3 separate regions of the Mus musculus genome follow, and all the other regions are linked to region 3. A link is a loop called in an ENCODE intact Hi-C map of the cell type or tissue named here. Cell type or tissue: left cerebral cortex. All regions are shown on one strand.

Region 1 (8,000 bases), 100 kb after region 3:
GGTACCCAAAATGGGTTGTCTTCATTCTGTGGGAAAACACAGATAGCTCCCCTGGATCTTATCAAGATAGGATCCGGGCCATACCATTTATTATCAAGGACATTTTTCCATTTAACCATCTCATTGGGCCTATCTGGCTCTGAACAATGACGTTCAGCCGCAGTATGGCCATGAACATCAATATTTAAAAAATTGAGTGTAAAGAGTGCCAAAGACACCGACACTCTTGGTGCTCGGGGTACAGTCTCTTCAAAAGTTCCCCTCTTCTGTTTTATAAGATAGGCTTTGAGGGTGCGATGCGCACGCTCAACAATACCCTGTCCTTGAGGGTTGTATGGAAGTCCAGTCAGGTGGGTTACGTCCATCTGACGGCAGAACTGCTGAAATTTTTGCGACGTATAAGCTGGTCCATTATCAGTCTTAAGGAGTCTGGGTTTCCCCCAAGCACTCCATGCCTCAAGACAATGTTGAATCACATGTGAGGCTTTTTCTCCAGTTAACGGAGAAGCAAACATGATGCCAGAACATGTGTCAATGGACACATGGAGATATTGAAGTTTTCCAAAGGAAGAAACATGTGTAACATCCATTTGCCAGACCTGTAGAGGTCGAATACCGCGTGGGTTAATTCCCACATGAGGAACTGGCAAGAACTCACAGCAGCTTTGACATTGAGTAACAATGTCACGGGCTTCTTTTCTTGTCAAGGAGAAACGACTGCGTAATGTTTCAGCCGTCACATGAAAATTATTATGAAAATTTCTTGCAGCCTCTACCGGGGATGATAGGGCAGCAGCCACCACTTTAGTGGCCTTATCTGCCAAATCATTTCCCAGAGCCATGGGGCCAGGTAGGCCTGAGTGGGCTCTAACATGAGTAATATAAACAGGAGATCTTCTAGATAACAAAACTAATTGTATCTGCTGAAAAATATTGGCAACTCTACTGGAAGGCTTAATCACTCCAGCCACTTCTAAAAGATTTACTGCATTTACCACATAACAGGAATCTGACACAATATTAAGGGGTTTTAAAAAGGTTTTTAAAACTTCTAAGACCACTAAACATTCTACCACTTGAGGTGAATTTTCATTATATTGTTTGGATACCACTTTACCATTAGCCACATAGGCACCTATGCCAGTTTTTGATCCATCAGTATATACCACAATCCCATTTTTAAGTGGGTTTCTTACTGTTATTTGTGGAAACACAACAGATTGATTTTGGGCAAACTGTAAGATTGGATGTTTTGGATAATGGTTATCTATTTTTCCTGAAAAGGAGGTAACTAAAACTGCCCAATCATTAGATGCGGCTGCCAAGGTTTGAACCTGTGCAGCGGTATAAGGTACAATTAAAAGATATGGACTTTGCCCAAAGTGGGTGATTGCTGCTTTTAGGCCTTTAAGGGCAAGCTGTGCAATTGCATCAGGATACCAATCTATTATTTTAGCTGGGGATACGTTTGGATGGATCCACAACAATGGCCCATTCTGCCACAAAACTGCAGTTGGTAATTGTGCTGTCTTAAAGACACACAAACTGAAAGGCTGCGAATCCTCAATACGTTGTAATTGTGCATTCTGTAAGGCTTTTTCCACCTTTTGTAAGGCCTGGTTAGCAGCTAGAGTAAGAGTCCTAGGGGAGGAGATATGAGGATCTCCTTCTAAAATACTAAACAAAGGCCTTAACTCAGCGGAAGGAATCTTTAAAAAAGGTCTGAGCCAATTAATATCTCCCAACAGCTTTTGAAAATCATTTAAGGTATGGAGGTGATCTCTTCTTATCTCTACCTTTTGGGGCACAATCTTATCTGGGGACACCACAGAGCCCAAGAATTGTCCTGTATCAGAAATTTGGACCTTTTCTGTGGCTATCTGTAGACCCCACTGACTTAAAGTTTTAAGTAGAAAAGGATATGCCTTTTGTAGCATGGTAAGGTCTTTATGGCACAGGAGGATGTCATCCATGTAAAGGAGCAAAATTAAAGAGGGGAATTGTTCCCTCACTGGCAAAAGAGCTTTTTGCACATAAAGCTGGCACATTGTAGGACTATTGGACATCCCCTGTGGTAAGACCTTCCATTGATACCTCTTATCAGGTTTAGCAGAATAAGCTCTCTGACCCGTTAACAAATCAAAAGTCCACTCTCTCTGCTCTGGAGTTAAAGCAGCAGCGTTTGCTCGGGCCTGCGCCTGTGCCGCCTCCTGCCACAGAGCTCGCCATTCCACATATTTGGCCATACTAGGGAGAGCGGCTTTTGCAATCATTTGCCAGTCAGCAGGCGTTAGTGCCATACCAGCGAGCCTGTCTAACTGTACCAAGGTAAAATTAGCATTGGTTCCGTATTTACGAACCGACTCGGCAATTTCCTTAATCTGTACGTATTCTACCGGAGCGTGGACACGCCCACCCTCGGCTCCTTCAAAGACTGGAAATGCCTGTTCTATTTTCCTTTGTTCCTCTCGGGGAATGAATGAGTCTGCGCACTGCCTCTCTGCGCACTGCCTCTCTGCGCACCTCTCTGCGCATTGCCTCTCTGCGCATTGCTGACGCACTACGCAGGGCGGGGGCTCCGCATAGGGCGGACCTTGAAACCGACTGCCGGGAGGTTGAACAGTACGCTGACTTTCGCCAGCCGCTTTTGGCTTTTTTCTTGACCAATTAGCTGGCTGGTAATGGGCTGCTTCTTCCTCCCAGTCTGTTTCCTCAGAGGAGGATTCTTCACTTGCTTCAGAGCTACTAAGAGCTGGCTTCCTGAGCTCATCTAGTGACGAGTATCTCCTAGAGACCTCCGCTAATCGATCTTTCTTCTTTTCCCTTTTTCCTCTTTTTCTTCTAATCTCTCTCCAGGTATTCTTACCTGACCTAAACTTTTCCTCGGGTTCAAGACCCTTGGAAAGGCCTGTATACTTACCGTTTCTCCTTGCTCCTACTCTCTCTCCCCGCTTTACTTCTGATAGACTGTCCTGAATTTCCTCTAGAATTTTCAGCCCTATCTTAAGCACTATATAACATGTGAAAAGGAACAAAAGGGCTTCTAACACTAGAAAAAATTTAAGGCCAAACATAACTTGTAAAGCCATTTTCCACTTTACTTCTGATAGACTGTCTTGAATTTCCTTAGAAAGTTCAAGATCAGACTTACCTCGTTCCCCAGCTGAAAAGTTCTGAATTCATACAGTTGAATCCTTCTTAACAGTCTGCTTTACGGGAACCTTTATCACCGTCGTTCCCCAGCTGATGAGTTCTGAATTCGGCAGTTGAATCCTTCTCAACAGTCTGTGTTACGGGAACCTTTATAAACGTGATCCGTAGTTCTGGTTCTGAAATGAAGTATCCCTCCTGCGCCAGTCCGGAGTTTTTTCTCGTCCCGGAATTCGGCACCAATTGTTATTAGACGCGTTCTCACGACCGGCCAGGAAGAACACAACAACCAGAATCTTCTACGGCAAAGCTTTATTGCTTACATCTTTATCGGGCCAGAGTGTAAGAAGCAAGAGAGCGCAAGAAGCAAGAGAGAGAGAAAAACGAAACCCCTTCTATTTTAAAGAGAACAACCATTGCCTAGGGCGCATCACTCCCTGATTGGCTGCAGCCCATGGCCGAGCTGACGTTCACGGGAAAAACAGAGTACAAGTAGTCGTAAATACCCTTGGCTCATGCGCAGATTATTTGTTTACCAACTTAGAACACAGGATGTCAGCGCCATCTTGTGACGGCGAATGTGGGGGCGGCTTCCCACACTCACTGACAGCCATCTCTGTGTCACCTTCCTTCCTCATAAAGAAGAAACCGAATCTTTCTCCTGTTAATCAGACAATGTCTCCTGTTTCCCAGTCGCCTTTCTCCCTTTCCCCCTTTTATGCTGACTAATAATGTTGTGACTTCGGTCTTGGTGAATTGCTTCTGTGTATGTGAATAGCATTGTGGAGACAATAGGCCGAACCGGTCGGTACACACAACCTCCAGAGTCCACCCTTTATTAACAATGAACTATTCTTTGGCTCAAGAAAATTTCTTACCAGTAACATTACCAAGCCAAAACTCTACAACTACACGTCAGGGTGTTCAGGTTTACAAAAGGCCTCTTGTACCTTCTGTCATCTGTCACTGCTCAATCAGGTAGATCTGCTTTGAGGTCATGTGACTTCAGCCTAATCCCTTGTTCTATCATCTGGTATGAACATCAAAAGCTTTAGTATAATGAAATTACATTAAAATGAAATAAGTAAGCACAAAGACATTTGTTTCTGAAAAGAGACCTAATCTAGCTTTAGCCCAAAATAAAAGCAAATATTACACAAATCTAGGTTTTTGTATTTTAGTGTTTTGAGATGGTTGGAACCCACTCTGTAGACTGGGCTGGACTCAAACTCAAGAGATCCCCCTGCCTCTGCCTTCCAAGCTCTGGGATTAAAGGTGTTTGCCACTGCAGGCCAGCTTTTTATCTTTTTTTTTTTTTTTTTTCCTTGTTTGGTTATTTCAAGTCAGGTGTGTCTCTGTGTAGCCCTGTCTGTCCAGGAACTCACTCTGTAGACCAGTTTGGTCACAAACTCAGATCTGTCTGTGTCTGCCTCCTGAGTGCTGGGATTAAAGGTGTGCGTTACCACTGACCAGCCAGCTCTATATCTTTATTGTGTGTGTGTGTGTGTGTGTGTGTGTGTGTGTGTGTGAGAGAGAGAGAGAGAGAGAGAGAAAGAGAGAGAGAGAGAGAGAGAGAGAAAGAGAGAGAGAGAGAGAGAGAGAGAGAGAGAGAGAGAGAGAGAGAGAGAGAGAGAGAGAGAGAGACACTCCAACTGGTGGCCTGGGTCTTGCCAAGTGCACCAGGCTGGGATCTCCCTGTCTGTAAGTCTGAGCTGGAATGACCCAGTCGTCTGGGAACTCACCTTGAAGCACTTCCGAGGACTCTCTCCTGACCTGTTTTGTTGTTATTGATTTTAGCCCTCGTGGGCCTGTAACTTTCTAGGAGCCTCCTACCTCTGACTGGGTCTGGGATTCTACGTGCTGGGATCACAGGCATGCATTTCCATGCCTGGTTTGTCATTAAATTCTTTCCAACAGGAGACATCACATGAGTGCTGTGACCTACGGGTATTTATGACTTTCCAGTTCTTTTCAAGAAAGTATTTATTAGCCTGGTGGTATTTATCTGCCTGCCCACATGTTCACTGCCTGCCAAACCCCTTCCCAGGTCTCACTCCTCTCCCTTCCCCCAACAAACTTTATAGCAGATCTGTTACATGGCATACTCAGGGCACACCTTGGCATGGGCCTGCCAGGTACCCCCTCGCCCTTATATTTCATAACAGTGGGTACTGGGAAGACCTCAGATTCTCAGCAAGAATAGTATGTGCACTTAACCGCTGTCTCTCCAGCCATCCAGTTTATCTTCTGATTAAGGAAAAGTATTCTTAAAACATTCTCGGCGAACACAGGAAGGTTTCAAAACCAGCCAATAAGGAGCACACACAAAACAGCAGGTAACTGACATTTTAATACACCTCTGTATTGATAGAACATTAAAAAATAAATCAGTGTTACAGCATCAGTCTTAAAAGATTAACATTTACAACTGTAGTAAAATAAAGTCTCACAAAGTTAAGTGTGTTTAACGTTTAAATTTAACGCTAACCTAAGCTTTTTAAATGTATGTACAAAACGGCAATATCTTGCATTAAAGAGAGAGGGGGTCCTTGCTCTGAAGCCCAGGCTGGCTTTGAACTCGACACACTCCTGCCTCTGCTCTTGAGTGTCAGGGTGGTGTGCACGTGCTACCATGTTTTATTTATTTACTACTTGTCTTTTTCCTCCTTTATTTTGTTTTTATTTGTTTCGTGCTCTGAGACAAGGTCTCACTACAAAAGTTAGTCTGCAAGAGTATTGCCAGGTTTCACTGACAAATAAAACAAAACAAAACAAAACTTTGTCATCAGCACCCAGAACTTTCCAGGCCTCTGCCAGCTCCACTCATTAATTACTTTGGTTTCGCTACTTTGTAAAACCCTTCGGACATTGATTGGTTAATTGTTTGACTGGAAGCTGTAGTGGGTGGAAACTGTCACACAGATGGGGTAGGTGTGGCAATGAATCACAGGGGAGACACCAAGTAAACTGAAAGGCTTAGCTCTCACATGCACACAGCGTGGGCTGTGGGACACGGGGATCTATGCACAGTGACCCTGATTACAGGCATGGAGGCCGTGAGGGGCCATAACAGTTCACAGGCAGCAGTGAAACTTCCACTTAAGGCTACAGTGCTAAAGGCGGAAAAACGCCAGGGCATTATGGGACACGCGCCTCTGGTTAGCTGCTGACCCTTGCTCACTATGGACTGCTTCCTGAGACTCATCCTGTGTAGCTCATCCTCCAAAAACGGGCCCACAGCCCTCCCCACACGAACGTGGCTCTTCCATAGCAGCAGCAGCAGCAACAGCAGGAGGCTCTGTTCCAGATGCTTGAGAAATAAAGGTGAGCACATATGGTCTCATAACTGCCCTATGAGGTAGGTATCATTTTACAAAAGAAACAGGCACAGAGGACTGACCAACTCGCCCAAGAGCACAGAGTGTGACAACTGATCTTGCTTCAAGCCCTTGTTCATCAGAAGAACCTTAAACTATCCCAGCTGAATACGCTGTCCCCCTCATCTCAGTAAAGGCCCTCGCGGGTTTGAAACGGTTTTGAGATGTCTGAGTGAAGTCACAGTGCGTTTGCCTAGGATGTGCTTCAACCAAGCGGAAGATGACCTGGAGGTGCCTGCTGCTCACCCAGGAGACCAGCACACAGCAGCAGCGGCTAAACAGTGTCTAGGGATAACCTTGCGTATCCCAATTCATCACTTTATCGTATTCTTGAATTCTTTGCTTTATGTGAGAGAGTTTGTTCTTGAGGTAATCGCAACGCTCCTTTTTTTCCAGAAACGAAGGGTCCTAGGAGAGAAACAGTCGTCATTCAGAACCGCTTCCCTCAGTGGTTAACACAAACACATCCTCAAGGAAAACTGCTGACACAGCAGGATTGCCCAGAGACACGACCTGCACAATACACAACATACCCTATGTTTTAGGTTCACAGCAAAACCAAGGGGAATGCACAGAGTAGAGGTACCCTTAGGAGTCAAAATACATGAAAAGGAAAGTGTAGGAAATATGAATAAAGTCTCTCCCATGTCTCTTCCAACTCCAGCCTTCACGGCATCTCAGGGTCGGCAGAGACTCGATGGAGAGACATTTAATAATTTAGCTTAAAAGAAATCAGAAATCTATCGGTTATCACCGGTGTACCAGGATAAGGACGAGTTGACCTAGAAAATTACTCACATTCTTCTTTTTCCTAAACTCTTCATGAATTCTTGAAATTCTCTCGTGTTCCTAAAAATAATATATTTTTATTAGTTAAAACACATATTTACTCAGATTATGTCTTACAGTTCACTGGGAATTAGAACAGAAAACTATTTTGCCAAGTATGTCAGCATCTGCCTGTAATTCTGGTATAGGGGTAGGGAGGAGTGGGGTGGGTGCCTCCCCTCTTACCTCCCGCTATGAATTCTCAATCTGTCTGGGCACAGAGGGAGACCCTGCCTCAAAAACAAAGCTCTCTATTTTTTTGCCCAAAGCTAGACAGAAAATACTTGCACAAAAATATAACTTACTAGACAAGTGTCTGCACATTAACTACCTACCAGGTGCTGGTCTCCAGGAGTGTGACAAGCAGCCATATGACCCTGGGTTAGCCACTTGTCCTAACATTCTTTTTCCCTGAAAATCATATCCATAGCCATCTCAAATGGTCATCAGGAGGGGTCACTTATTAGCAATGATTCTAATAAAGTGTTCGGTACATAAAGACCACAGCACTAGCTGTGACCACCCTCTCTGTCCTTGTAAAGCTCCTCCTGGTGAATCAGGGTAAAAAAAAAAGGCTGGGGCTCTTCAATATTCAGCTCTTCCTGAGAACAGCTAATATAAGGTCCCTTCTGATTTTATTATAAA
Region 2 (8,000 bases), 160 kb after region 3:
AAAAAAAAAAAAAAAAAAAAAATTGGCCTTTAAGTACCCATGTAAAAATGCATGTGTAGCTACATATGCATATGATACCATATTGGAAAGAAGAAATACCAAGATTGCTGGAGTTGATAGCCAGCCAGTCTAGTCAAGGGTAAACTAGTTCAGTGAGAAGCCCTATCTCAAAGGTAGAGAAATGACTGAGGAAGACACTCAGTAATGATCTCTGGCCTACACACGCACATTATATACCTATGCATGTTTACTTTTTAAAATGTTAAGGGCTGGAGAGGTGGCTCAGTGGTTAAGAGCACTGATTGCTCTTCTGAAGGTCCTGAGTTCAAATCCCAGAAACCACATGGAAAAAAAGTTTTTAAAAGATTTTATTTATTTTATATATATGAGTACACTGTCACTGTCTTCAGACACACTAGAAGAGGGCATCAGATCCCATTACAGATGACTGTGAGCCATCATGTGGTTGCTAGGAATTGAACTCAGGACCTAGGAAGAAGAGTCAGGGCTCTTAACCACTGAGCCATCTCTCCAGCCCCCACATATTTACTTTTTTGAGACAGGGTTCTCTGTGTAGCCCTGGCTGTCCTAGAACTCACTCTGTAGACCAGTCTAGCCTCAAACTCAGTGATCCTGCCTCGGCCTCCCATGAAAGGTACGTGCCACCACAACCCCATGTTTATCTTAAGACTTTATAAAGATAAAGGTGAAAAATCATGATGCTAAACCTGGTGATTATGACTGCATTGTATTTTTTTTTTTTGCAGTGTATGAAGCAACCAACACTTTAATAAGTGAGACAGGCTTTCTGGGGAAGGTGATTTTTTTTCATGGAACTATCTAGGGAAAGAATATTGGAATCACCAGAACAGGAAAGTCCATGTGTTCTAGTCCAATAGAAACTGCTAACCTCACCACATCTCCCTCTATTACTTCCTTTTCTTTAAAAAAACCTTTGTAAAAGCCAGGTGGTGGTAGTACACCCCAGTATCTGGGAAGGAGAGGCAGGGGTAAATCCGAGTTCAAGGCCAGCCTGGTCTACAAAGCAAGTACTAGAAGAGCTAGGGCTACAGAGAAACCCTGTCTCAAAAAAAAAAAAAAAAACAAAATGAATAAATAAAAATAAAAACCTTCATAAATGCATATAAAAATGTCAAATCAAGCAATTTTAACCTAAAATAACAGTACTAAAAAGGTTTTAAGATAATGAAATTTTCTAAATGTCTAGGCATGGCAGCACTAACTTCTAACTCCAGCATTTGAGAGGAGAGCAGCAGGTTTGAAAATACACTGGCCCACATGAGAACCTGACTCAAAAACTTAAAATCAAACAAACAAAAGTTTAAAAATGGATTTTTTTTAATGTGCACTGTGTTTCGCCTGCAATGTATATCTGCACGAGATGTGTCAGACCCACTGGAACTGGACTTACAGTTATAAGTTGCCATGTGGGTCTAGGAATTGAACCTTGGTCCTCTGGAAGAGCTCTTAACTGCTGAGCAATCTCTCCAGCACCCTAAGAGTGGATTTTAATACTCTATTACGTTAGAAAAATCTAACATATCACGTGGTTTTCGAAATTTCCTGCCTAACTAATGGGGAAACAAGAATACACTCTCTTAAAGGATCCTCTGCTTCCGTTAGCAACATGGTTTAGCAATAGAATGCTCATCTGACGTCGCTACGCCCTGGCTTCAGTCTCGATGTCTGAGATGGAAGAGGAGGGAGATCAGAAAAGGAGGGAACTTATAGTTGTGAACTCCTTGTTAGATAATATTCCTCTCACAGACAGACTCCAAAACTGAAATTGAGAATAAGGCTTATGGGAAGAAATGTGGACTGATAACTATTTTATCAATCTAATCCACACGTCACCCTTTGGTCAAAGGGTCAAAAATATTATCAGAAGTAGAAGAAAGAAGATGTACAGAAAGAAAAAAATGTTGTCATAGCCACCTGACTCATTTCTTCTATGTCAAAGGATTGACAATGATACTATAATCATTTTCTTCCTGCTATATTTAAAAGTGCATGAAAATAGTTTTATACTAAACCTTCTGAAGACAATATTGATTTGTATGTTATTTATACACGTTGTACTTTTATTTCTTACTTCCATCTACCGTGAGAAAGAAAAACAGCAAAGTTATATAATTTACTTGAAATCAGAAAAAAAGGGCTGGTGAGATGGCTCAGTGGGTTAGAGCACCCGACTGCTCTTCCAGAGGTCCGGAGTTCAAATCCCAGCAACCACATGGTGGCTCACAACCATCTGTAACAAGCTCTGATGCCCTCTTCTGGGGTATCTGAAGACAGCTACAGTGTACTTACATATAATAAATAAATAAATCTTTAAAAAAAAAAAAAAAAGAAATCAGAAAAAAAATTAGAGTTCCCTTAGGGAAACGGCTCCCAGTTCTCTTGCATGAGTCTACACTTCCTCACAATTCCTATCTTGCTGAAAAAGGACACACTGACTGAACATCAGGTAGAGCCTGTGGTTAAGCTAGCCAACAACCACATATGTATCTCTTAAGAGTAACTGGAATTACAAATGCTTTTTCAAAACTGGGCGTAGTGGTTCAAGCCCTTAATCCCAGCACTCAGAAGACAGAGGCCAGCCAGATCTAAAATTGAGTTCCAAGATATCCAAGTCTACAAAAAGAAACTGTTTTGAAAAAGTAAAAGAGAGAAGAAAAGAAAATTAAAGAAAAGAAAAAAAGGAGGCTTTTCATAATTATGGTTATAGTTGTTTTGCAGCTTACCAGACTTCAGATCACTGATTGTAACAGACACTGGACTATCACTACTTTGACAGGCATAAAGCACTGAGAACAAACAAACTTTTCTCATTTTCTTTAGGCAATCACCACATGACCATTTTATGTATATCATACCTTTGTGGAAGACACCTTTGGTCTAAGGAAAGTTTCTGACATTATAAACTTTAACAGTTCCCATCAGTAGCATACAATTTAGAGTATGTTGAAGTATAATTCACCTTGGGGAAAAAAGAAAAACAGCTCAAATTATTTAAAAAAAAACTGTAAATACAGGATTAATACCAAAATACATAATCAACCAAGAAATAAGGGCTCAAATAAAGATGTTAAAATCTTAAAGTAAATTTTAAATGATTACAATTTAATCAGATAATCTATCTATGATGGTATAATATAAATAAAAGCTGTTCATAAAAACTCAATGATGGGGCTGGAGAGATGGCTCAGCGGTTAAGAACACTCACTGACTGCTCTTCCGAAGGTTCTGAGTTCAAATCCCAGCAACCACATGGTGGCTCACAACCATCTGTAACAAGATCTGACACCCTCTTCTGGAGTGTCTAAAGACAGCTACAGTGTACTTACATATAATAAATAAATAAATCTTAAAAAAAAAAACTCAACGATGAATGAAACAGAAAAACCATATATTTGTGCACTTACCTTTTATTATAAAGAAAAACTAATCCCATATAAACATTTTTATTTTTATGCTGAAAATTGTATTTCATGTCATGCTACCAAGTACTGTGGATTTACAATTTAAGGGGGAAAAAATGAAATGAGACTCATTAGTCACTTTGGATAAATGTATATATTGGAAGGTGCACCCATCTATTTTAGAGTTGTAGGTACACACAAGCCCACACGCTGAAAACTTTGGCACCCAATAAAACAAATCATCTTCTCCTATCTAATTTAGGATTATGGCCTGACCTTTCAAAGGGACACAAAAACGTCTGCTTAAGAAATTATAGTTGTCGAAATGAAAGATGCTCAATGATCAGGGCTCTTTGAAAACAAGACTGACAGTCACCTCCTTCGATAAACAAACAACCGTCTCTGATGATATCAGGCTCGGGAAACGCGCCGGAGATAACGAGAACTTCAACACTACCCCTAGCCTATCCACCTCCACCTCACACACTGCACAGGGGACAGGGACACAAAGCTCACACGTCAGTCCTTAGGTGTTTCTGCAATCACCAGTGAGCGGAGCTGACACCTCGCACCATGGCTCCAGGCCAGGGCTCCTCACCTACATCCTACACCAGTCCAGACTGGAGGGCGGGCCGGGAAGGACACAGCCCAGGTATGCGTGAAGACACAGCTGACCTCACGCCTCTGGGATATTAATAAATCAAGCGGAAGCCGCGGCGTCCTTACTTTCCGGGAGCTGCGTCCCCTCGCGGGCGGAAAAAAGCGGAGAACCGGGGCTGTACTTCGCCACCCAGCCCTCCCGGCTCAGCCGCAGGCTGTTGGAGGGCCCGCCTCCTGGGGACCTTCCTCACGGACGGCGCTTCCGCGACGCAGCCAGAGGGGAGGGGCCGGCAAGCGAGCAAGGGACGTAGGCGTCCAGCGCACTGCCTGACCCGAAACGCAGGCGGGTCTCGGGGCCCGGCTTCCCACCATTAGATGGAAGCGTAGGACCCGAGGCCAGCGGAGTTCCTGGTGCGTGCCGAGGTAGGGTCTGAGTGCGTGCGAGCCCGGCGGAGGGCCTCGAGGGAACCTAGCCGCGTACAGGCGCACGAGACCGCCCCTCCGCACGCACGCCCGCCCTTTCCGGTTCCTCCCTGGCAAGCGCGTCGGGGCGGGCGCGTGAGCGGAGGCTTTGGCTGCAGGGGAAGGAGGACTATGAAGCTTCCGAATATCCTGCTCACCGGTTAGGGCGCGCAACGGGGTCGGGTCGGGCCGGGCCGGGGTTTGCCGAGGGCTGTGAGGTCCCGGGGGCGCTCCGCAGGCCGCGCGGCGTGCCGTGTCGGCTGGCGCGTCAGGACCCGGCGCTCGCGACCGTTGGGGTGGGGGGCGGGGGAAGCGGCGGAGGCGGCGGTTCGGTTGGTCAGACGCCGCGCCGAGGAGAGGGAGAGCGGCAGGCCGGCTCCTGCTCTCCCGCTGCCCCGTCGCTCCGCCGGACGCTTGGCCTTTGTCAATCTGGTATCTTTGCCTGGAGAACGGGCTGCTGAGCCTTTGTCGCGGTCGGGCTTGGGGTTTTTAAAAATCGAGGTGCGGTGAGGCAGTTTTTAGCCGTTAGGAGATGTGGTGATGGTGGGTACCCCAGTCTTTGGGCCTTCTTGGTCGTCACCTTCTTATTTTATTTTTTATTTTTAGATACCCCTTTGCTTTTGAGAAACACTTCCCGAAAGGTTTCTGTAGATGATTTTTGGGATGCTTGTGAAGAGACGTGACTAATGAACTGTTACTTTGTTCGGTTCGCGCCACGGGCTTTGTTGTTGTTTCAGTGTTAAGGTTTCTGAGCGTTTGTGGTGATCTGGAGCTGATCGTGGGTGGGACGTTTCGGAGCTTTAATAAGAAAGGTTAAGTTGTAGCGTTTAGTAGCGTCATAGGCCAGTTGTACAAAGATGGGATGGATATAGATAAAGATGCCATCACTTTACTGAAAAAAGTTCAGCTGCTGTTTTGTCAGGTAACGAATCAGGTGAGGTTGTTGTCTGTCTTAGCTCTGCAGGCTTTAGCTTTGAGATTCCTTAGGAACATTTTACAATATCTGATTTGCATGGCCAGACAGTTTCTTGGGGCTTTCAGATTCTGAAGCCAGTAGGCTGCAGAGAATGCTGTAGATCAGTTGGTAGACTACTCACTAGTAGGCAGGAAGCCCTGGAATCAGGTCCCCAGAACAACATAGACTAGATGGGGTGGCATATGTCTGTTATTCCAATACTAGGGAGGATGAGAAGTCAAAGGCCAACCTAGAACCGTGCCGGTTGGCGGGAGGGGGGAAAGCAGTGGGGAGGGACGGACAAGAGTTACATCATAAGAACTCTGTAGATCTGAATGGGAGTGTTGAATACAGAAAGGGTTCACGAGCGCTGAGTAAGAGTTGGGATTGATGTGTTCTTACAGTGGAAGTATATTTTTTTTGACTATAGAGACATGATTTTTCAGGATTTCTTACAATGTTCAAGTTGACATAAGTTTGAACATTATGCATTTGATTGTCTTAAGGGTATTAGCTATAAGCAGGGCAGTGGTGGCACAAGCCTTTAATCCCAGCACTTGGGAGGCAGAGGCAGGCGGATTTCTGAGTTCGAGGCCAGCCTGGTCTACAGAGTGAGTTCCAGGACAGTCAGGGCTACACAGAGAAACCCTGTCTCGAAAAAAAACAAAAACAGGGGGAAGTGGAGGGTATTAGCTGTAAAAGGAGAAAAGCAAACTATGTATAGTGTCATTTATAAGGGTATCTATGCTGTGTGGATATATACAGTGTGTATGTATACACTTACTTAAATACACACCAAGTATCCCTTAGATACACACAAACACATAGAAAGTTAAGTAAGAAACTGGTTTAAAGTAGCTCCCTCTGGGGAAGGTATTTCTGTTAGGGGAAATGGTAGTAATGGTATTGCTCATACTAAACTTTTTTTCCATTGAATTTTTTTTTTTAAGATTTATTTATTATATGTAAGTACACTGTAGCTGTCTTCAGACACCCCAGAAGAGGGCATCAGATCTTATTAAGGATGGTTGTGAGCCACCATGTGGTTGCTGGGATTTGAACTCACGACCTTTGGAAGAGCAGTTGGTGCTCTCAACTGCTGAGCCATCTCTCCAGCCCCATTGAATGTTTTTTTGGGGGGTGGGGGTTTGTTTGGTTTTTTTGTTTGTTTGTTTGTTTTGGTTTTGGTTTGGTTTGGTTTTGGTTTTTCGAGACAGGGTTTCTCTGTGTAGCCCTGGCTGTCCTGGAACTCACTCTGTAGACCAGGATGGCCTCGAACTCAGAAATCCACCTGCCTCTGCCTCCCCAGTGCTGGGATTAAAGGCGTGCGCCACCATGCCCGGCCCATTGAATGTTTTTTAAGCTTTTTATTAACGCAATAAGTGATAATAGTGTATTTGAGGTGCCTAATTTTTTTGTTTTGTTTTTTTGTTTGTTTGTTTTTTTAAGACCGGGTTTCTCTGTATAGCTCAAGCTGTCTTGGAACTTACTTTGTAGACCAGGCTGGCCTTGAACTCAGAAATCCGCCTGCCTCTGCCTCCCGAGTGCTGTGATTAAAGGCATGGGCCACCACGCCCGGCAAGGTGTCTAATTTTATGCTGGGAATTTTGTTGTTGGCAGGCAGAATTGGCATCAAAATTGCTGCAGTCCTATCCCTGGAGATTAGGATATAGACACTAGTAGACAGTAATTTCTGGAGAATTTTTTGGTTGGTTGGTTTGGTTTGGTTTTGAGATAGGGCTTTCCTATGTGGCCCTGGCTGTCCTGACACTGTGTAGCCTAGTCTGGTCTTGAAGCCCCAGAGACTCTCACCTGCCTCTGCCCCAAGTGCTGGGATTAAAGACGTACACCACCATACCAGGCTTTATATCAGTTAAGAACCTTAAGGGCAGAAGATGGCTGACAAATAAGTAGTATTTGAACAGTATTTTTCTGTGTCTAATCTTACAGGTACACCAGGGGTTGGAAAAACCACACTAGGCAAAGAACTTGCATCAAGATCAGGCCTGAAGTACGTTAACGTGGGAGATCTAGCTCGAGAAGGTAAGGGTCACTTTGATGTTGCGTTTTTGTTTTTAAGTCAGGTAATAGAGTGTTAGTCCTGCTAAGTGTTGCTAGAGGTCCAGAAAGCAGAAGGATCCTGGTAGTAAGCAGTTCTGTTGTGCTAGGGACCTGAGAAAGAAAAAGTGTCACATGTATAGCAGATAGTAGCATCACATGGTTATTTTGGACATTTTCCCTTCCCTAACCCAAAATAACTAGAATTGTTGCAAAGAGTAATAATTAGGAGAGTTTCTGTTAGGAGACTCGATAGATAAGATCTGAATATGAAGAAGAGGGAAAATGCTGTGTTCAGCAGACACAAAGGTTTGAGTGATTTTAAATGACTATACGAGACATACTGATCTCTCAGGAAGGACAGGTTACTGTGAACTCAAACCATTAGAACATGACTATGTTATTTTTTAAAAATCATTTTGACAGTTGCATGCCCAGACTCATTGCATATAAAGTGTGGTAGTTTTACTTATTTTATCCTG
Region 3 (8,000 bases):
TCAGCATCCTTTGCCTTCAGCCAATGAGATGCCCCTTCCTGGAGACTCTCACCACCATCCCCAAAATTATACAATCCCTGGATCACCCAGAACAAAGCCTATGCAGCCAATCCACCCCCAATGAAACACCATGAACAAGCAAGCCGTTTCACGGAGCAGCTGCACCACAGGGAAGAACGTCGCCCACACTAAGACTCCCACCCCTCTGCACTCAGCACTCAGCACTCTGCACTCTGCACTCACTCCCAACCAGCCTGGAATCTTGCTTGTCCCAGGCCCTGATTTCCCCTCCTAGCCTTGCTCTGATGCCCCAAAGGGAGACCCAGATTCCGGACTCCCCGCCCCAGACTTTGCCCAACCCTCCTTGAGCTGATTTATCTGTGTATCAGCTGTGTCCAGATACAACCAGCAGAGAGGCAGAACACGGGACCAACATTTCTACTCAGTTAACATTTGTTACTAATTGGAAAAAAAAGCAAAACAAAATTTCCTGTACTCTTAAACTGTTATATAATATATATTTTTACTTATACATATGTATATACCCTTTCCCTACATTTAGCACAAACTTAGGGAGTCTACTATACCTTTAAAGTGCAAGTCAGTCTATTGGGCTTTAAATCCTGATCTTCCATTGTTCTCGATCCATCCACCACCACATACAGGTGGCGCATCTACCAAAAACAAGGAGAAATGTCCAAGTACATTTTTGAGGAAGAAGCAAAATTATTACTTACTATTCAAATATTCTAGGCATAAGTTTTAAATCTATTCGTTTAAAAGGTTGTTGTTTCACTGTTTATTCTGTCAAGTCAGAATATTTCTCTGATCCAAACTAGTTCTGCACAAACTAACAGAAAAATTCCTAACATACCATTCCAAGTCGGACTTGTCCATGGTGCTCAAACACTCTGTTAAAATTATAAAAAAACAGTTAATTGAACATCACAGCTACCAAAACTCAATAAAACAATCTGTGTCTTTTTCATTAATTATTAACTTTTGAAATACATAAAACTAAAGGCATCATGGGTAGTCTCTGGAGACCACTTTTCTTGGGGGCAAGGGCTACTTGCTAGCTCTTTACCCCTAGTCAGACAATTGTGGTAAGCTTCCCTAAGCACACAGTTAAAAAGAAATATGAAGGACGGTCACAGAGGGACAGAAAGGCTTCGAGAACCTCTTTTCCTTTTGTAACTCTTTCTCAAAAGCAGCTCATACCTTTTCCTCTTTGCCTTGAAGAGAATATCTTCTATTGTAGCTTTAAGTGATCCAGTTTCATCTTCTTTAAGAATTTCCCTGAAAGCAATATTTATTAGTTTGAAATAAGCTAAAAATACTAATCCAATAAAAAGTAAAACATACAAAGATCTGTATATGTATGTTCGCAGCAGCACAATCCATAATAACAAAAAACTGGAAGTTGATGAAAACATCTCAAATGCTGAATGAATGCACAAAATGTAGCATAAGAGTATAGAGATATTCTCCAGCAATTACAAAGGAGCACATTCAACATGAAGGAGCTGTGAAATTTACATCAAATGGGCAGGAAAGGTGATCTGTAGGTCATGACAGTGTGTACAGGTGGTGGGGACGGAATGAGTATAAAGGCACTTACTGCCCTCATTTACTGTTCTAAAAGTAGTTTATGGCAAGAGTTATACAAAACAGTAAATATTTTTCAAAAGAATTTCACTGGGTTGTCAACTGAGATATATTGAATTTTAATACACATGAAACACACTTTAATAAAACTGAAGTTAAAGAGAAAGAGACAGTATCTACAGCACGGCCAATTACATCTAACTTACCAGGTTCTCTCATAGCCTCCTTCCCACCGCTTGGTTCTCTCAGGTTCTTCATCCATGGTGCTTATAATGATATATATGCTTATTCAACTCTGTAAAAAAAAAAAAAAAATAGATCACCAATTAACCTAATTACTTAACAGTTAGGGACAAAGTTTAAAATATCAGAATGCAAGGTCATTTTATTCTTGCAGTGTATTCAGTAACTATTCTATGAAAATACAAAATTCTCAGTTGGGCAGTGGTGGCACAAGCCAGCATGGTCTACAGAGCGAGCTCTAGAGTGAGCTCCAGAGCAAGTTCCGGGACAGCCAAGGCTACACACAAAGTAACCCTCTCTCAAAGAAAAAAAAAAAGTCAGAAGATTAGAGACTAGTCCTAAGGGGCTTTTTATGAAACCTGCTACAATATAACGTTATTAATTAAATTCTGTATATTTCCCACGGAGTCATCATTTGCCTCAGAAAACTTGATCGTTTGTCTTTAAAAGGTAAAAATACCTCAGACTGGCAAATGCTTACTCAGCATCCTATCCTCCATGTGCAAGAATAGCTGTCAGCCCAGACAGTTCCTATCTGAAACCGCAGACAGGGAACTAAAGCCAGAACGTTATTCCCTGAGCCTCTCATGCTGATGCACCCTTCCCTCTTCAAGCCCAGACTGGGCTACACAATGAGACTCAAGCCCCTCAAACACCACTGTGAACATAAAAGTAAAGTTCTGCCTGGACATGGTGGAACTGATGGGAGGTGACTCGGAAATAAAAGATAAAAGACAGGTATCTGTAGAAGCAGGACTGGCTTTTTTACTCAGAAACAGGAGGGCAGAGGCAGGTGGATCTCGAGCCCAGTCTGGTCTACTAACAGAGTCTAGGACAACCAGGGCTCTGTTACACAGAGAAACTCTGTCTCGAAAACCAAAAAAGTAAAAAAATTAAAAGGATGAGCCCTTAGAAGAGGGAACAAAATACCCATGGGAGGAGTTAAAGAGACAAAGTTCGGAGCAGAGACTGAAGGAATGACCATCCAGAAACTGCCCCACCTGGGGATCCATCCCATATACAGTCACCAAACCAAGATACTATTGCAGATGCCAACAAGAGCTTGCTGACAGGAGCCTGATATAGCTGCCTCCTGAGAGGCTCTGCCAGTGCCTGCCAAATACAGAAGTGGATGCTCACAGCCATCCATTGGACAGAGCACAGGGTCCTCAATGAAGGAGCTAGAGAAAGTACCCAAGGAGCTGAAGGGGTGTGCAAGCCCCCTAGGAGGAACAACAATATGAACTAACCAGTACCCCCAGAGCTCCCAGGGACTAAACCACCAACCAAAGAGTACACATGGTGGGACTCATGGCTCTAGCTGCATAGGATGGCCTAGTTTGTCATCAATGGGAGGAGAGGCCCTTGGTCGTGTGAAGACTCTAAGCCCCAGTATAGGGGAATGTCAGGGCCAGGAAGCAGGAGTGGGTGGGTTGGTGAACAGGGGAAGGGGTAGGAAATAGGGGGTTTTCGGAGGGGAAACCAGGAAAGGGGATAACATTGGAACTGTAAATAAAAAAAAAATAATAATTTTAAAAAATAACAAAACTATGAGCCTGGCTGTGGTGGAGCACACCTTTAGTCCCAGCACTCGGAAGGCAGAAGCAGGCAGATCTCTAAAGTTCAAGGCCACCCTAGTCTACAAAGTGAGTTCCAGGACTGCCAACACTACACAGAGAAACCATCTCCAAATTAATTAATTAATTAATTAAAAATAAATAAAATTTCTGTTCAGGATGAGCAGAGTGGAATACACCTGTGATCCCAGCACACGTGTGTGCGTGTGCACACACAGTTCGCATAATATTACTTTTAAGCTTTTTAAATGTTGCTCCACCGCATCAACATTTGCTTTATATTTTACTCTTCTATTACTCTCTTAAATTCAGAGAAAATGAGAAGCAACGAGTAAACGCCGCACACTTTTTGGCTGGGTATACGGGGCCTCTTTATGATGGAGAATCCAACCGGGGAGAAGTTAGAAGTCCCCACGCCGCAGCCAGATCACCCGTTTCTTAGACTTTCCGTCATCACACCCAGCCGCCCCGGGAGATGCTCACGGTGAGCTCCTCGCGTGCACCCGCGAGCCGCAGCGCGCATGGCCACTGCGGAGGCTCTGCCTCGCCTTACCCTGCCTGGCCCGAGGTCAAGGGTGATTTACTGTCCCCCGTGTTCAGAGAGGGACAGCTCGGGGCTGCAAACTCGCTTCGGGCCACACAGACTCACGGCAAACGGCAGCCCTGCAGCGAGAACTTTCCTCAGGCGGAAGCTGCCGCGCTCCCTGCACACGCCCCCACCCCCTCCGCCCTCCAGGTCCCCCCCGAGGCCAACCCGGGCTTTGCACCTCGGTCCTCAGCTCCAGGCTTCTTCTCCTGTCCGCCTCACTCCAGCCCTCCACAGCCTCAGGACCCCGCAGGTCTCCTCGCGTAGACCCACCAGCCTCGACGAGACGACCCTCACCGGAAGTACCGGCAGTCTGAGTGCGCCGCCAAAATTCTTCCGCAGCGCGCTGGAGCCACGGGAAAAAAAAAATGTTCCGGCGGCAGAGGGCAGCTGCTGCCAGAAGAGGGAGCTAGGGAGCAAGTGGTGCCCAAGAGCGTAACTGCCTTCCAGTTCACCAATATTTCTGCTGTGGGGTGCATTTCTATAGACCAAACAGCTAAAACTACAAGTTCTGGATACGTTATACATGCGTTTAGGGAGGTTTTTTTTTGTCCGTGGGTTTTGTTTTGTTGGGTTTTGTTTAGTATCTGGATGTTTTTGCCTGCGTGCATGTCTGTGCACCATGTTCGTGCCTAGTTGGGGCAGGGGACGGAAGATGGCATCTGATCCCCTGGAACTGAAGTTACAGATGTTTGCTATCTGCCATGTGGATGATGGAAATCAAATCCGGACCCTCTGGAATAGCAACAAGTGCTCTTAACTGCATAGCCATAGCCCCACCTGCCGCCCCACCCCCACGAGCGCCAAGCATGCTCTTTAACCCAAAAATAAGAGGATTCCCCCAATAAAATAAAAATACATCTAAGCATATTTGTGAATAGAAGTAAGACACATTCGAACTTTTCCCACTCATAACTTTGGCTCTGTAAAATAGTCTTAGAAACTAAGACTGAGCTAGGAAGACGAAGGGCACCATTCTCTGACTTTTTTTTTTAAAAAACAATTTTCCTGCTAAGTCACTCACTCTCTTCTGTAGTTCTCTTGAACACAAGGAATGGCAAGACTGATCTGTAAACATCCTTATGACGTGGAACCGAGACTACTCCCAAGCAAAGAGCAAGCCTGGCAGGACAGATCACCTCCCACATGAGGGCAACTACGTATGGTGGGGAGGCTGAAAGCTGGCGCTGGGGTAACTACCTCGCCATAAACAGTCTGCCTCGGAGTAATGACATCACTAGCAAGGTCTCCAGAAACCCTTGCGAAACAAGGCCTTTGTTGGCATAAGTGATCAGACCCATGCCTTGACCAGATCACCTGACCAGACCACAGGCTCTGTCATCTATGCACACCACAAGCCCCTCCCATTTCCCTTTTCTATAAAATGTCAAAGTTCATCTCAGCCCCTCGAAGACAGACTTGGTATATGCAAACCCCTTTATCTGTTTTTCTCATCATGGCCACCTTAATAAAACCCTTTTCTCTGTCATTCATCATTACGTGTCTCTTTGGCAAACTGAGACGCGTGGCCAGACAAGTCTGCTAGGACTGCTGGAACAGGGGGTTTTTATTAAAACTTTGTTAACAGGGTACCAAAGCAAAACAAAATGTGCACAGAAATCATGGTAGTCTCAGTATAACTATGACTAATATTCCAATCACATATAAAGTAACAATAAAATTATCTTACCTAGTGAAATACCTTTTCAAGCTGTGAAACTAAGAACAACCGTAAAGAAAGAATTGAATAAAACCTGGGTGTGGTGGTACATACCGATTATACCAGAACTAGGGAGATTGAAGCAGGATTACAAGCCCAAGACTGGCCTGGGCTGTATTATAAGACCTCGTGTAAGTCCCTCTCTATTCCTCTCTCTTTCCCTCTCCCTCCCTGAGTGTGGTGTGTGTGTGTCCATAGCTGGCTGGCACAATGAAGTTAGAAAATCTGGGAACAGCTTGGGTAGTGTAACTGAAATACAAAAAGCGTTTAATTTGAAAGGCTGCAAGAAAGTGAGCCTTAACAACCCAATACTTTTTTGTTTTGTTTTTTGTTTGGTGTACACGGGGTTTCTTTGTGTAGTCCTGGCAATCCTAGAACTAGCTCTGTAAATTAGACTGGCCTTGAACTCACAGAGATTTGCCAACCTTAGCCTCTGTTAGGGTTAAAAAAGATTTAATTAGGGCTGGTGAGATAGCTCCGTGATTAAAAGCACTGGCTGCTCTTCCAGAGATCCTGAGTTCAATTCCCAGCAACCACATGGTGGCTCACAACCATCTGTAGTGGGATCGGACGCCCTCTTCAGGCAGGCGGATGTATATGCAGCAGAGCACACAGACATTAAATAAAAATTTTAAAAAAGACCTAGTTAAGCAGGTGGTGTGGTGGCGTGTGCCTTTAATCCCACCACTCGGGAGGCAGAGGCAGGCGGGTTTCTGAGTTCGAGGCCAGCCTGGTCTACAAAGTGAGTTCCAGGACAGCCAGGGCTACACAGAGAAACCCTGTCTCGAAAAAAAAAAAATTAGTTATGCATACTCTATCTGCATGTACACCTGCATGCCAGAAGAGAGCATTAGATCCCATTATGGATCCACCATGTGGTTGCTGGGAATTAAACTCAGGACTTCTGGAAGAGCAGCCAGAGTTCTTAACCACTGAGTCACCTCTTCCGCCCTCATCCAAATGCCTCTAAGTTGAAACCAAATAATAGAGCAAAATACTCGTTTTAAATTTCTATGACTAGGGTGTAGACAAGTGTGAGACCTGGGTTTCGTCCCCAGCACCACACACACATATGAAGTGGAAACTTAAGGGTTCTTTGGAAAGTCAGTTATGTTGGATGGCATTTTGCTGGGGCAAACACATGATGGAGTGTTTTCCTAAAGCAGACAGGTAAAGGAACCTTTCACTGAAGCAGACACGAGAGAGAAGATGCTCTGCTAAAGCAAGCGCATGAAAGGACACATGGTAAAGGAGTCTTTGCTAACGACACGCATGTATTGGTCTGCCTTTACACTGCGTAGTTGAGCTCCTTTTGTTGGGACTCCATAGAGAGAAACGCACGAAGAGACTTCTGGTGGTGTTCTGTGGCTTGTTGCTTCTGCTGACCCAGGCCAATTGGCAGAGTGATGGCAGCTGAGACAAGACTCATGTGAAGTTTCGCTAAGTCAGACTCATGTGCTGAGGCCAGACCCATGGAGAACATGTGATGTTTGCAGGGAGTATAAATAGGACTCAACAGACAATGACAGAGGTGGGGCTTGGCTTGCTGGTACAGCCCGCTGTGCGATGCTTGTTTATCTCCACACTTCCCGAGAGAGGCACAGCCCAGAACTTCTTCTGAATGTCCTTCCTGGTCCCTCCTGCTGACTTGTACCAATTCATCTCAGGCCTGGCCATCCCTGCTAGGTCATGCCACTGCTGCTGCTATCCCAACACTACTGTACTGAACTGCTGGTATACCCAAGAAGTGTTGGCAAGTGAAGAATTCCCATACACCAAGGGGAATCAGCCTTCTGCTCTGGTCATTCTTGACTCTTTCAGGTCTTTACAGATTCTTCAGATTTCAGATGAAGCTTTTCATATTAATATAAAGTACTTCAAATACATTCAAAACTAAAACAAGATACTTAGACTAGACAGAGCAACCCTACATGACACAGTATATCACTTAGCAGTCAGTACCCTACATGACACAGTGTATCACTTAGCACTCAGTACTCTACATCACCCAGTGCATCACTTAGCAGTCAGTGCCCTACATCACACAGGGTGTAACTTAGCACTCAGTACCCTACATGACACAGTGCATCACTTAGCAGTCAGTGCCCTACATCACACAGTGTATCACTTAGCACTCAGTACCCTACATGACACAGTGCATCACTTAGCAGTCAGTGCCCTACATCACACAGTGTATCACTTAGCACTCAGTACCCTACATGACACAGTGCATCACTTAGCAGTCAGTGCCCTACACTACACAATG

Evidence for each region. Peaks named below come from ENCODE experiments on the same cell type or tissue, not always from the same donor. Only the 100,000 strongest peaks of a DNase experiment are listed, where the experiment ranks them.
Region 1: it touches region 3 in a loop (2.8-fold over the local background); 9 of 42 quality-filtered maps call a loop at or near these places.
Region 2: a loop joins it to region 3, with 3.0 times the contacts of the local background. A loop is called at or near these places in 11 of 42 quality-filtered maps.

What each region holds. Positions count from the first base shown.
Region 1 is chr13:100,590,477-100,598,476 of GRCm38, forward strand. It overlaps Marveld2 (MARVEL (membrane-associating) domain containing 2), which reads right to left. Exons shown (of 7, transcript NM_001038602.4): 6 at 7,326-7,376; 7 at 5,481-6,935. The coding sequence ends at 6,813. Among named protein-coding and RNA genes, the nearest start is that of Gm24261, 9.9 kb to the right of the region's middle. In left cerebral cortex, a CTCF peak has its summit at 3,736 (motif pointing left); a DNase peak (open chromatin) is centred at 3,745; H3K27ac peaks cover 325 bases.
Region 2 is chr13:100,646,781-100,654,780 of GRCm38, forward strand. Rad17 (RAD17 checkpoint clamp loader component) reads right to left here and starts at 4,281. Exons shown (of 17, transcript NM_001044371.2): 1 at 4,170-4,281; 2 at 2,898-3,001. The coding sequence starts at 2,939. Ak6 (adenylate kinase 6) reads left to right here and starts at 4,563. Exons shown (of 5, transcript NM_027592.3): 1 at 4,563-4,665; 2 at 7,411-7,503. The coding sequence starts at 4,638. It overlaps Taf9 (TATA-box binding protein associated factor 9), which reads left to right and starts at 4,563. Exons shown (of 3, transcript NM_027139.5): 1 at 4,563-4,665; 2 at 7,411-7,503. In left cerebral cortex, a CTCF peak has its summit at 4,204; DNase peaks (open chromatin) are centred at 4,317, 4,769 and 5,227; H3K4me3 peaks cover 2,569 bases; H3K27ac peaks cover 1,309 bases.
Region 3 is chr13:100,488,262-100,496,261 of GRCm38, forward strand. It overlaps Gtf2h2 (general transcription factor II H, polypeptide 2), which reads right to left and starts at 4,348. Exons shown (of 16, transcript NM_022011.4): 1 at 4,196-4,348; 2 at 1,815-1,903; 3 at 1,222-1,299; 4 at 875-911; 5 at 588-674. The coding sequence starts at 1,870. In left cerebral cortex, CTCF peaks have their summits at 4,397 (motif pointing right) and 6,312 (motif pointing left); DNase peaks (open chromatin) are centred at 156, 2,404, 4,101 and 4,349; H3K4me3 peaks cover 1,255 bases; H3K27ac peaks cover 1,197 bases.